2 separate regions of the Homo sapiens genome follow, and region 2 is linked to region 1. The links are chromatin loops, found by intact Hi-C in ENCODE. Cell type or tissue: heart right ventricle. All regions are shown on one strand. Each heading gives the region's core, and the rest is flanking DNA. Links, peaks and the distances in the headings are about the cores only.

Evidence for each region. Peaks named below come from ENCODE experiments on the same cell type or tissue, not always from the same donor. Only the 100,000 strongest peaks of a DNase experiment are listed, where the experiment ranks them.
Region 2: a loop joins it to region 1, with 3 times the contacts of the local background. A loop is called at or near these places in 1 of 110 quality-filtered maps.

Annotation. Positions count from the first base shown.
Region 1 is chr13:43,264,546-43,270,934 of GRCh38, reverse strand. It overlaps ENOX1 (ecto-NOX disulfide-thiol exchanger 1), which reads left to right. Exons shown (of 17, transcript NM_001347969.2): 13 at 1,358-1,465; 14 at 5,481-5,537. Among named protein-coding and RNA genes, the nearest start is that of LINC00400, 150 kb to the right of the region's middle. RefSeq lists an enhancer at 264-765. In heart right ventricle, for the core only: no CTCF peak of the experiment used is centred there; no DNase peak of the experiment used is centred there; H3K27ac peaks cover 2,120 bases.
Region 2 is chr13:43,199,486-43,204,679 of GRCh38, reverse strand. No RefSeq gene overlaps it. Among named protein-coding and RNA genes, the nearest start is that of LINC00400, 89 kb to the right of the region's middle. In heart right ventricle, for the core only: no CTCF peak of the experiment used is centred there; no DNase peak of the experiment used is centred there.

The sequences.
Region 1 (6,389 bases), core at 1,477-5,476:
TCCTTGGTTTCTGTACTTTAATCAATGATGCACAATTAAATCCCACAAATTGTTAAGTGAGCGCATATGGAATGTGTACATTACCTCACATGTGATTGATTATTCCATGGGCAGGTGGTGAAATAGGACACACTGAGCTTTTAGAAAATTGCAAGAAATCACTGTTTATGCTACAGGACCAAAGTAGGTTCTTACATTTATACCCAGTGCCACAGTAGTTAGCAGAACAAGCAAGTCCCAGGGAAAGCACAGTGTGTTTTTCTGAGTACTTCCTACCCTGCAAAATCCCCCCAAACCAGTAGATTTGGAGATTTAATTTAATCCTTCCAGTTGGTAGGTTTAAGCCTGAGAAATCCAGTGCCAGTGTTTCTCCAGGCTTTGATGGTTAGGAACTGGCCAGGCAGCTCTGCAGCCAGCTTGTCAAGGCCCTGAAGAAGTAGCCTGGCTATTGGAGACAGGTCTCTTCATAGCAGGAATCCACTAACATTTCCAGATCATTAGTACAGCAATTGTTATGTACAGTAGCAGAAGAAATGCACTCTGTCTTTTCGAACCAGTCCTTTGTTGTCAAGAAGCTCTGAATAGTCAGAGCTGTTTCCAGGGCCTTTTTGCAGCTCTTGAATGTATTCTCCAGCCTATGTATATATTAACATATCACCATGTCCCAAAGAATTCGCACTGCGCAGCGCTGTGCTTTTGGCAGACAAGGAAAGCCTTCACATGAGTTACAGTTGATAGGGCAAGGGAAGCTCAGGGCTTACAAAAATCCATACAGTGGCCCTGCTTAAAAATAGCAGTGTAGGCCATAGCTTGATGTTTTGACAGTTTATATCAGCAGTTTTCTCAGCTGATATATTGATTGCAGTTTGGACTTCAGTCCTACTGATCTAATAAAACATCACCATCATAACAGAGAAAGTAAAAGGATCTTTTGTGGTCCCAGCCACTTGGCAAAGTAGCTTTATAGAGTTACTGTAAAGCTAGCTTTACTGTAATATGTGAAATGAAGCAACGTTGGACAAGTTGACTATATTATAATTTTTTCATCTATGAATGTAATGTATTAGCACTATCCTATATAGTTTTACAAATAGGCATTTGCTCAAAGGAATATAATGATGCCTTCACAAATATGAAAACAAGTTTTGTGCATCAGTATCACAAACAACCTAAAGTGTGTCAAAACTGCAATGCCCTTGATACTTAGTGCGGAAAACACACAAGGTCAACTGAGGTCTGAATTAAGCTTCAAGACTTGTAAACATCTTCTACTCATAATTTTGAATGGGTATTGTGGATATTTTTAAATCACCTGACCTTCAATCCTACTTATGCTAAATATCCTTTAATTTCACAGCAATTGCTAACCATCCAGGAGGAGTTAAACAACAAAAAGTCAGAATTGGAACAAGCAAAGGAAGAGCAGTCCCATACACAAGCGTTACTAAAAGTCCTGCAGGAACAAGTAAGTGAATGAAACAGCTCTGATTTATGAATCAGTCCAAACACCCCATTGCATACCTCCCTTGTGCGTCACCCGTGCAAACATTTACTGAAAGTAATCTGCAGTACAATTAGTCTGAACCCTGTCAAACTTCCTAGCAGCTTTGCTATGCGGAATTTATAACCTCATTCCCAGCATCGCTATCCTCACTCCTGTACTTGTTTAGATTGCCCAAGCCTGCCAGTGTTGTGTGAAAGTTTCTTCCAGAAGACAATCAAATTTCGATAAAGTTTCAAAATACTGGCAATGAGGTATGTTTCAAAGTAAGCAGCTGGTTTCCTCTTAAGTCTAACAGTGAGGAAAATGAGTTCAGCATAACCCATGAGACTCCTGCAGACACATGAACAAGGACTGATTCATAGCAACATTTAAAAAGTATCTTCCCTGTGCATCAGGGTACTTATCTAACCATGGTGAGCAACAGACCTTTTATATGAAGTTTGTAAACCTGATCATTTCATTCTGGCTTTCTTTGATACAAAAGTGTGGCCTGACATTGATAAGTGGATTGGAAAGTATTGTCTTACAGCAGGGTAAGATGGAACACTCGGCAGGCAGCAGAGTGAAATCTAAGCCCACTATCTACATGAGAGGAGCCAGGAGAGCTCTTGAAATGCCTTCCTATTTCTGGCCTTCACTTGCTGCCAACAATGTATGAATGGTAATTTGAAGGAAAAAGTTGCATACAGTTACCCCAACCCTCTGTGAGTAATCAAATGCAGATTGTTTTAAATTTTTCATACACATAATCGTTTTATATTGTATAAATAACCTTACACTGTATACATAACTTCAAAGGTGACATTTGAGAAAATATAAAGTCAGCTCTGTGTCACTTTATGAGTGATTTTTTTTTAATGGTTTGGGGTCCAGAAAATATCTTTTTAGTTATTTTCTCCCAAAGGTATGAGTGATTTGTGAGAGAAAAGTACAGATATTAGTTTATAAACCTTTATAGCTTTGGAAGAAAATGCTTTATAAAACTAATAATTATCTTTATATGATGAATATAGATTCAGTAACTTGTACTGAGGCTGACTCTGTATGATTTCAGATATAGTAGATTGAAATGAAAAATCTAGTTGACTGAATTCACAATGACCTGCAGTTGAGGAGACCTGAAATCACTGTGCTTTCCACTGTTATATTATGAAAAGACTCCCAGCAAAGTGGAACTGAGTTGGTCCAAATTTGCTCCAAATCAACCAGATATAGCTCTGAGCTTTTGTTGTTTTCTGCTCTCTCACCCCGATTTTTTTTCTTTTAGATAGCTTTGACTAGAGTGGGGAGGGGTGAATTTCTCTTTTCTCTAAATGACTCAAATCCTTTATTTTGAAGTCCAAACCCTAGTCATAAAAATAGATTCTGAGTTTTGCTGAAAGTATTGATATATCTTGTTGTGGCATGCATTTTTAAAGAGCAGAGCACACACAATTATGGGTGAAACATCACACTTCACTCTCCATTATTTTAAAAAAAAGAGAACGTGAAGAAGATTCGAAACAGCTAAAATCATTAAAGACCTAGAAAATACAATTGAGAAGGAAGAATTTTAAATCTGCAATATTAATTTCAATGGGATAGCTCTTTACAAGCACAGATACCAAGAATCTTTAAGCCTGACACCAAATGTTTTTGGGTGCTGGTGCCATTACCAAGCTGTTTGTCCAAGAGCCCCTCACCTGCTACCCCTTGGTGGTTCTTGCAAAAGGGGCCATGCAGGGTACAGGTTTCTTTCCATGTCCCTGTACCCACACACAGATGTGCACTGATGACACCTCTCACCTCCACTGACCACTGCCTTTGAGGCTTTCTTTGGATTTGTGTAGAGTAACTCTATGCGTAAACAGTTTCAGTGCCCACATAGATGTGGCCTAAACAAATGGACACATGCAGGGAAAGATACACCCTGCTCTGCAGATTTGGAATGTTGCTATTCACAGGATTGCCCCGTGCTGGGAATCCTGACAAGAAAGGATAGGTCCTGAGGGCAGACCTTTCCCACCCTCAGGCCCCAGCCCCTCCAGGGAAGGCCACGCTAACCCCTAAGCTCTCAGTCTTCCCATTTGCGAAGATGCAGCTTTTCTAGGTCCCTCCAGGCCCCACTGACTCCTGCCTTTCATCTCATTTACAATGAGGATAGCTTCCTACCTCTGGAGCTTGTTCACAAACCTCAGTTTCATCAGACAGGATGTTCAGCCCTACCTGGGGGAGAGTAGCAGCTAAAGGAGAGAAGAACAGGGAGCAGAGAGAAGAACAAAGCAGCAGCTGTCCTGGAGCTGCAGCTCGAGGAAGGAGAGGGGTGGGCTGCAGCGGGGAGGGGTTTCCTCCACGGTTCTGGCAATGGAGCACAGCGGAGTGAACAATGCCAGGAGACAGGGAGTGAGGGGAGAATAAACAGGAGCAGAAAAAGCGAGAGCAGAGTTAGAGGACATCATGGAATGGGAAGAATGGAGTTTATTTAAAAGAGAGGAGAGCAACTGGCACATTTATGTTGGTAAACACGTAAAGGTGGAACAGACATTCACAAAATAGTCCTCTACTTCTGCTGAAAAAGAACAAGACCTTCTGAGCTAACCCCACTCGAACTCATGGGAGCACAAGCTACAGGACCTAAGGTGGGATGAGCAGAGAGGTTGATGAAGATGAGGGATACCTACAATAAGAAACCCTCAGCTAGGAAAAGAGTGAGGGGATTTTAAAAAGTCCTTTTGTGTCCTGTGATAATAGACAGTATTCCTATTATTGTGGCACACCTCTGCCTTGTCATATATGCCATACATCGCCCATGCTCCCCTGTGTCTGTTGTGTGTAGAACCATCAATGATGTTGCCCTAGAGAACAGTGGGCAGACTTTTTTCTTAAGTGGGAGTGATATGGAAATGAGCCAAAGAGCCTTTGGTCCATAATCAACTACCTGATCCTCAATTTCTTCATGTTACCATTCCTTTGGCAAAACCCCTTCTTTGGCATGGAGCGGGTAGGGCTTTTTTTTGCTGGGAGTTTAAGACTGGCCTTAAAAAACTAAAGAAGCTTTCATTTTAATATGCACAAGTAGCCAGAAGGAACCAATGTTATGAATCAAACACATTGGTGGTATATGTGCATTGATTTTCTTTCAAATCTTAAGTATTTTTTCCTACCATGAATACTTTGTATTAGGTATAAAAAAGATAATGGAGGAGATGCTGCTTTCCTAAGTCAGGAAAAAATACTGGCAAAACAGTTGCAAGCCAGCTCACCCTCTTCCTTTGCCGTCTGATTCTAAATGTCTGTTTTGCGTCAGGATAGGATAAAATGACAATTAAAGGTTTCCTGAAACCTCCTTATAACTGATTACTCCTAAGCCTCTGAGAAAGAGAAATGTTTTCAAATGTTCACTGCTAAAAATCTCATTAGAGAAATATAATTTCTTCTAATGCCTCAGCGGCCAAGGAGATGTCATCCAAACTCTTTCTCTACCAAAGAAGCAACCGTCTTTAGTCCTCCAGAGATGTCAGTCATTCAAATATATTCTCAAGGAGGACCTGTCTGGTAGCACAGTAGCATGTTAAAAGCAGCTGAAAATGCATCATTCACGAATAATCGTTAATATAACATCATTTTGCTGGTGGCAACTTGCAAACACTGCAGGGTTTAAATTAATAGCAATCCAACTAGGAAATGAAATCATTTATTATTCTTAAGAACCAATTTTATACATTTTATGCCTATGGAACTGCTTTCTAATCTTATTATTTAAAAAATAATGACCAAGACCCATTTATTCTTTTGCCAGGCATCAAACTTCATAAAATATTGGTCTCAAACTGGCTCCAATAAGGCTCATTAGAAATATGTGCTCCATCTGTTTTATCTCATTGGAAGTTTTATAAAATGCAACCTCAGATAAATCAGTTAACAAGATGATATACTTAAGAGATTTGCTTGCTTATTCATTTTTTTGTTTTGTGTTGTTTTTCCTTAAAATTTGCAGTTAAAAGGTACCAAGGAATTGGTCGAGACCAATGGCCACAGCCATGAGGATTCAAATGTAGGTACCACAAACCTGGTATTTGTTCTTCTTGCTTGACGTTGGTTGAACACATGGGGATGTAGCACTTTATCTACCACATAAAGGAAATCAGAAGCTCTGCCTGTCAGCAGCTTAAGATTAATATATGGGTTTGGCAAGAAAATGTGATTGACAGGCACTGCTATTGTCAGCCTAGTTTATCAAATGTCAATTTAGAAGTATGTGAGCTAATCCCCACCATCAAAAATTCTAATTTCAGTGAGTCTGTTTGAGCTCTTTGTATTTCCAAAACTATAACTGATGATATACTGGGAGGGAAATAGCAAGAGACCCGACAGGGTAATCAGTTGCGCATTGCATGTATATTCATTAAGTTTGCCTGCCAGCGAAGGTGGTACCTAAATGACTGACATGCTGAAAAGGTCTCAGAGAAAACCCCTTCTCTCAGAATAGCCCTTGAAATGTACTCCTTCTCTGTTCCTCACCCAGAACAGTAGCACAGTGCATCCATCTTCTTGATAAAGAATAATGTGTGATGGTACAAGATCCCAGTTACACCGTGACTTCCTCTCTTAGTGTTCCTTGAATATCCAATTGTCAAAAAGTAAACAAGTGTTCTTTTTGCCTTGAAAGTTCTTTAGTCTCAGATGGAATATTATACCCTGTAGATCATTGCCTCTCCATATGTTTGATGATTTTGTCTTTTTTAAATCTCTCTGATATCTGTATTTGATTATCCTCATCAAAGAAAATGCTTACTAAGCAGTTCTTTTCACTGAACACAGAATTAGACATGATAATGAATGCCTGATTACACTAGAGCTAGGAGAAATTATATATTTCTTGTTCACTCTTGTTTTAATTATATAC
Region 2 (5,194 bases), core at 1-4,000, 65 kb after region 1:
AAAATAAACTGACACCGTTAACCCACAAGGACATCAGTGAACTCTGTTCCAGAGAGGCACTGGCACAAGGTTCTAACTCAGGAATTTTTTTTTTTTTTTGAGACAGGGTCTCACTCTGTTGCCCAGGCTGGAGTGCAGTGGTGCAATCTCTGTTCACTGCAACCTCCACCTCTCAGGTTCAAGAGATTCCCCTGCCTCAGCCTCCCCAGTAGCTGGGATTACAGGTACCTGCCACCACGCCCAGCTAATTTTTGTATTTTTAGTAGAGATGGGGTTTCACCACGTTGGGCAGGCTGGTCTCTAACTCCTGAACTCAAGTGATTTGCCTGCTCCGCCTCCCAAAGTGCTGGGATTACAGGTGTTAGCCGCCACACCTGGCAGAAATTCTTATATTTACACAGAAATAATTTCTATGGCATACAGAGGTTATTAACGGCACTATTTAATGGTCTATCTATATCCATACCTCTTGCTCTGTAACACTGTAATCTTGTCCTGTTCCAGCTCTGGACTTGATCATTTATGCTGCTTTGGCCAATGAGACGGCTGCAGAAGCTGGAGAAGCCTCTGTGCATTTGTGCTTGCCCTCTTGCATGGTTAGGTTTGCATACTCTTGTACTCAGACACTGCTAATGAGAATGCATTGGGCTAGCTCACTGGGCTAGCCATGACACATATGTGCAGCTTAGCCAAGTGGCCCCAGCCAAGGCCATCTGGATCTGCTGATGGTCAGTTGATTCCTCAAGAAAATATGTCAGAGACAAGAACAATGCAGCCTCAATAGTTGATCTGCAGACTTGTGAGCTAAATAAATGATTGTTTAAGCCACTGAATTTTGGGGTGACTTGTCATGCAACATTATTTGTGGCAACAAGTAACTAACATTGAAACTGTTATCTAGAATTAGGGGGCTGCTATAACAAAAAAAAAATGGGCAGAGGCTAGAAAAATTATGAGGAAACTGCTACAAGAGAATGGAAAGATGACAGCATGGGTTATGCAGTAACAAAAAAATGAGAAAACTGCTACATGTGTCAATTCAGATGGTAGAAAATGTGCCTAATAAACTTGAGATTTGAGCAATAACATTTCCAGGCATAATGTTGAAAGTGTCTGCTGCATACTGGTAAGATTCTATAAGAAATGAAAGGGCTAGAAAAATAACTGTCCAGTGCCTAAGCAAATTGAGAGAGACCATAGGGGAACTAGGACTTCTTGGTTGGAAAAGAAAATTGCTTTTCATCTGTCTCTTCAGCTGGCAAAAGAGTCTTAAAGTAAAATATAGCCTGAGACAAGGATCTAATCAAATACTTGCTTTAAGACCGTCTATTAAGACCCTGGAAAGAAACAGGACAGAAAACAGCAGATCCTCTAAGCTCAACAAATGTGCTACTAGGAGTTTTAAGAGCACTGTCTCACAGTACTTAACTTGCCCAAATAACCATGGTTGAATCTAGAGAGAGATCTAGCTCTAAAACTATTGTAGGTGTTGCTTTTGGCCCATTAGATTTATAAGAAACTCACAAAAGTTTTGATGGTACTATATTGACAAAAGGATCACCAGTTTATACTAAAAGATATTGAGACTATTCAAAATGTAAGAAAACCTCTAGGTCTCTAATTTCCACAATCTGGAAACAGGCTAAGAAAGTTGTTTAAAGCACACAGGAGTAGCCAAGGGGGTAGAAAAGACAACCCAGATGGTACAGAACACAGCCTTAGAAAACAATGGACTGGGAAGTCACTTCCACGAGGCAGAACCGAGGCCTAATCAAGAATATTCCCTCCTCTGGAAGAGAAGGTCCTGGCAGCATTTTCAGGGATGGAATTCAGGATTGCTATGAGCCAGTGCCTCTTACTAGCTTTCCATTCTTTCCCTTTTTGAATAAGATTGTCTACTATACTTATTCTGTCCTTTCTTACCCTATTGCATTAGGTTTGAAGGTCAGATTTCTTATCTTTTTCACTCATAGATCTTCAACTCAAAGCAACTGTACCCAAGGAACTGCATTAGGACCTGTTTAACACCTTGAGATCCTGGACCTTGAGCCTGATGGAATGATTAGATGAGACCTTTAAGGATCTTGGGAGGAGGGAGAGAGTGTATTTTACCTATGGGAATAAAAGAAAGAGTTGGGGCCAGAGTGTGAACATTCCACTTTCCTATCAGTTTCCATTCTAATTCCTGTATCAGCTTTACATTGCTACACATAATGCTGCATAACTGACCACACAAAAATGAGTGGCCTAAAACAACCATCATTGATTGGCTCACAGGCCTACAAGTTTGTAATTTAAGTTGGAAAATTCTCCTGATCCTAGTTGGGCTCACTTATATGTTTTCTAGGTCAGTTGGCTCTCAGCTGAGACTCACATTTCTGATGGTGGTTGGCTAGTGGTTATCTTGGGGCAATAAGGTCAAATGACCTCAGCTTTGTCAATCCCACTCTCCCCCCACATCTTTCTCATTCTTCCAGGAGGCTAACCCTAGCATATACTCATGGTTAGCACATGGTAAATGCCAACCGACAGCATTAACTTAAGCACACCCTGAGAATGACCCTATATGGCAGGTGCACCTGAATGTGTGTTCTGAGCTAGGGGATTTGGGAGTGGCCAATCTGGAGATTCATTCCTTGTCTATGAGGAACATCTGAGCTCCCTATCTGTCCAGTGAAACATGGAGATTGGGGTTGCATGAAAGTTGCCAAGTGGAGGCTGTCAGGTAAAGGGTGTTAAGTGAAAATGCTATAAAAGCCACACGTTTTTTTGCAAGCAGTTGTGATTCTCCTGCCCAGCCCACCACCACTAGGCCATGCAATAATTCTGTCCAGCCCGTCAACACTGGACTCTCTCCCCCGTATGTAAGCCCCCAGCAAAATCTCATGTCTCATTCCCTGGCTCTGGGTCTCTTCTTCAGCCTCTTGAACCTGGTACCATCCCCAGTGGAGTCTACAGGGGTTCGATACAACAGTTATGATGAAGGAGCCAGGGAAGATTAAGATTTGTAGTTATAAAGAGCAGCAAGACAGCAAGCCTCAATGCACAAGGACTTTCTCAGTCTCTGCTTGCATCATGCCAGTTAACTGCTGATCAGCCAAAATAAGTCACGTATCTGAGCCCAGAAAAAAGGAGTGGACACATCAATATAATCAACCTACCATAATTCCCAAACTGTGTCCCATGGAAACTAGCATCCCACAAGATATTATCAGATGTTCCACTTAAAAAAAGTTCTATGGTCATACATATTTGTGAAATGCTTCTTATTACATTCTCTTATTAAGTCATACCCATTAGCCTATTGAAGGCTCTAAGAATTCCTATTCTGTTTACCTTGACCTAACTGGTGTCTCCTACAATTATTTAGCCATGAAACACATTAATTATTGAAAATCTTAAACACATCTTGAGAACTGTTTCGTGAATCACAATCTGAGTAACACCCGTCTATGTTATAAAAAGTCACTGTAATAATTGCATTATAGTAAGGAGCTTTTCGAGGCCTAGACGTTTTCATGACACAGCTAAGTAAACCACTAATAATAATTATTTTCTCTACTTTCATATGAGAAAACCAAGAATCAGAAAAGTTAAGTAAGCCCCACAGAAAAGGAGGAGCAAAACTGTGCTGTATCCTCACATCTGCCTGATTCCAAATACCTATCATCTCTTTATCTCCCTACCTGTCAAGGGTGGAATGTCAGACACCATGACAAATGGCATGCAGAGCAGCACAGGGTGATGGTCTCACAGCCAGGAAGCTGGCTTTAGTTCTGGCTTAGCCACTGACTAAATGATCTTGAGCAAGTGACAGCCTCTTAAACACTTTCGATAGGAAACACCATTCTCTATGCTCCCATACAGCTAGAAGAATCTGGAAAAGATTTTTGTGAACAGTCTTTGGGACATAGAAATCTTCTGAGGCTTCCTCATGTGCCACAGTAAAAATGACCTCAAACGTACTGCCCTGTCATAAATCTAGTACCGAACATAACAAATTCATTTTTTAATTTGTTTATTTCAATCACTTAAGATATTCAAAATAGCCTTCAGGCTGAAACTCTTCCCTTGCCCTTTCTAATTTTCCAGTGAAATCTCAATGATATATTCCAGTGAGGGTATATTAATATTCTGAAGAAATACAATACCTGCATTGTAGACTCTAATTTTAGAACATTCATCACTGAGATGGTTTTCTCCTTCCTGTCCTAATTTTTTTTTCAGGTTGTCAGCCTGTTGAAGTATATTAAAGTAGGGGGTGACTTTCCTCTATGAAACATTTCTTTCTTGAGGTCCTGCCCTTTGTGAGGAATGGAGGGAGGCCCAGGAAAGGGAGGATCTGCAGCCCTTGGCCACTCTGAGTCTGCACTCTAACTGGGGAGATCAAATGAGGAGCCAAAAGCCCCAGCTGAAGAGCAGGAACAAAGTCACTTCATCAAAGCCATTTTACTGTCATGGACTCTGTCCTGGCTATATGTTACCATCATGCTGAGGCAATAGGTGAACTGGTCTCCAAGTCATTTTCAAATCAATTCTGAAATACACCTGGTTTGGGTGAGACAGCACCACACAAGACATTCAAGCCAATTCATCGTCTTAGAGGAAACATCCAAAATACATTTGAGCCTCCTGCTCTCCTGCGAGAAGCCATGCGACTCCTACGCTGTTATTGCCACCAGTGTAACAGTCCGTACCGGGGCTGCTTACTCTTCATTTAAGGCACGGAGGGCCGCCACAGCAGGATTTCTCAACCTCGGCACTACTAACATTTTGAGCCGAGTATTTTCTCGTGGGGCTGCTCTGTGCATTGTGGGATGTTTAGCAGCTCTAGATGCCCACTAGATGACTACAGCAACCCTGGTCCCCTTCATGACAATCAAAGACTCCAGACATTTCCAAAAGTCCCCTGGGGGGCAAAATCTCCACTGGCTAAGAACAGCTGCTCCAGAGTACGAGAAAAGAAAAAAAATTTTAAAAATATATATTTTTATTTTTGGTAAAAATTGATCCCCCCACCACCACCACCAGGTAATGACCGTGGGGTGCCAAGCTTCCCTCCAAGCCCCCGCCCTTGTGTCCAACTGAGACATCTCAACAGCTGTTCACACTAAAAACCCTCATCATTTAACAGCAGTTCTTTTCTCTTTTCTACTTGTCCTCGACTGCCAACACCTTTTGCTGCTCTATTCAC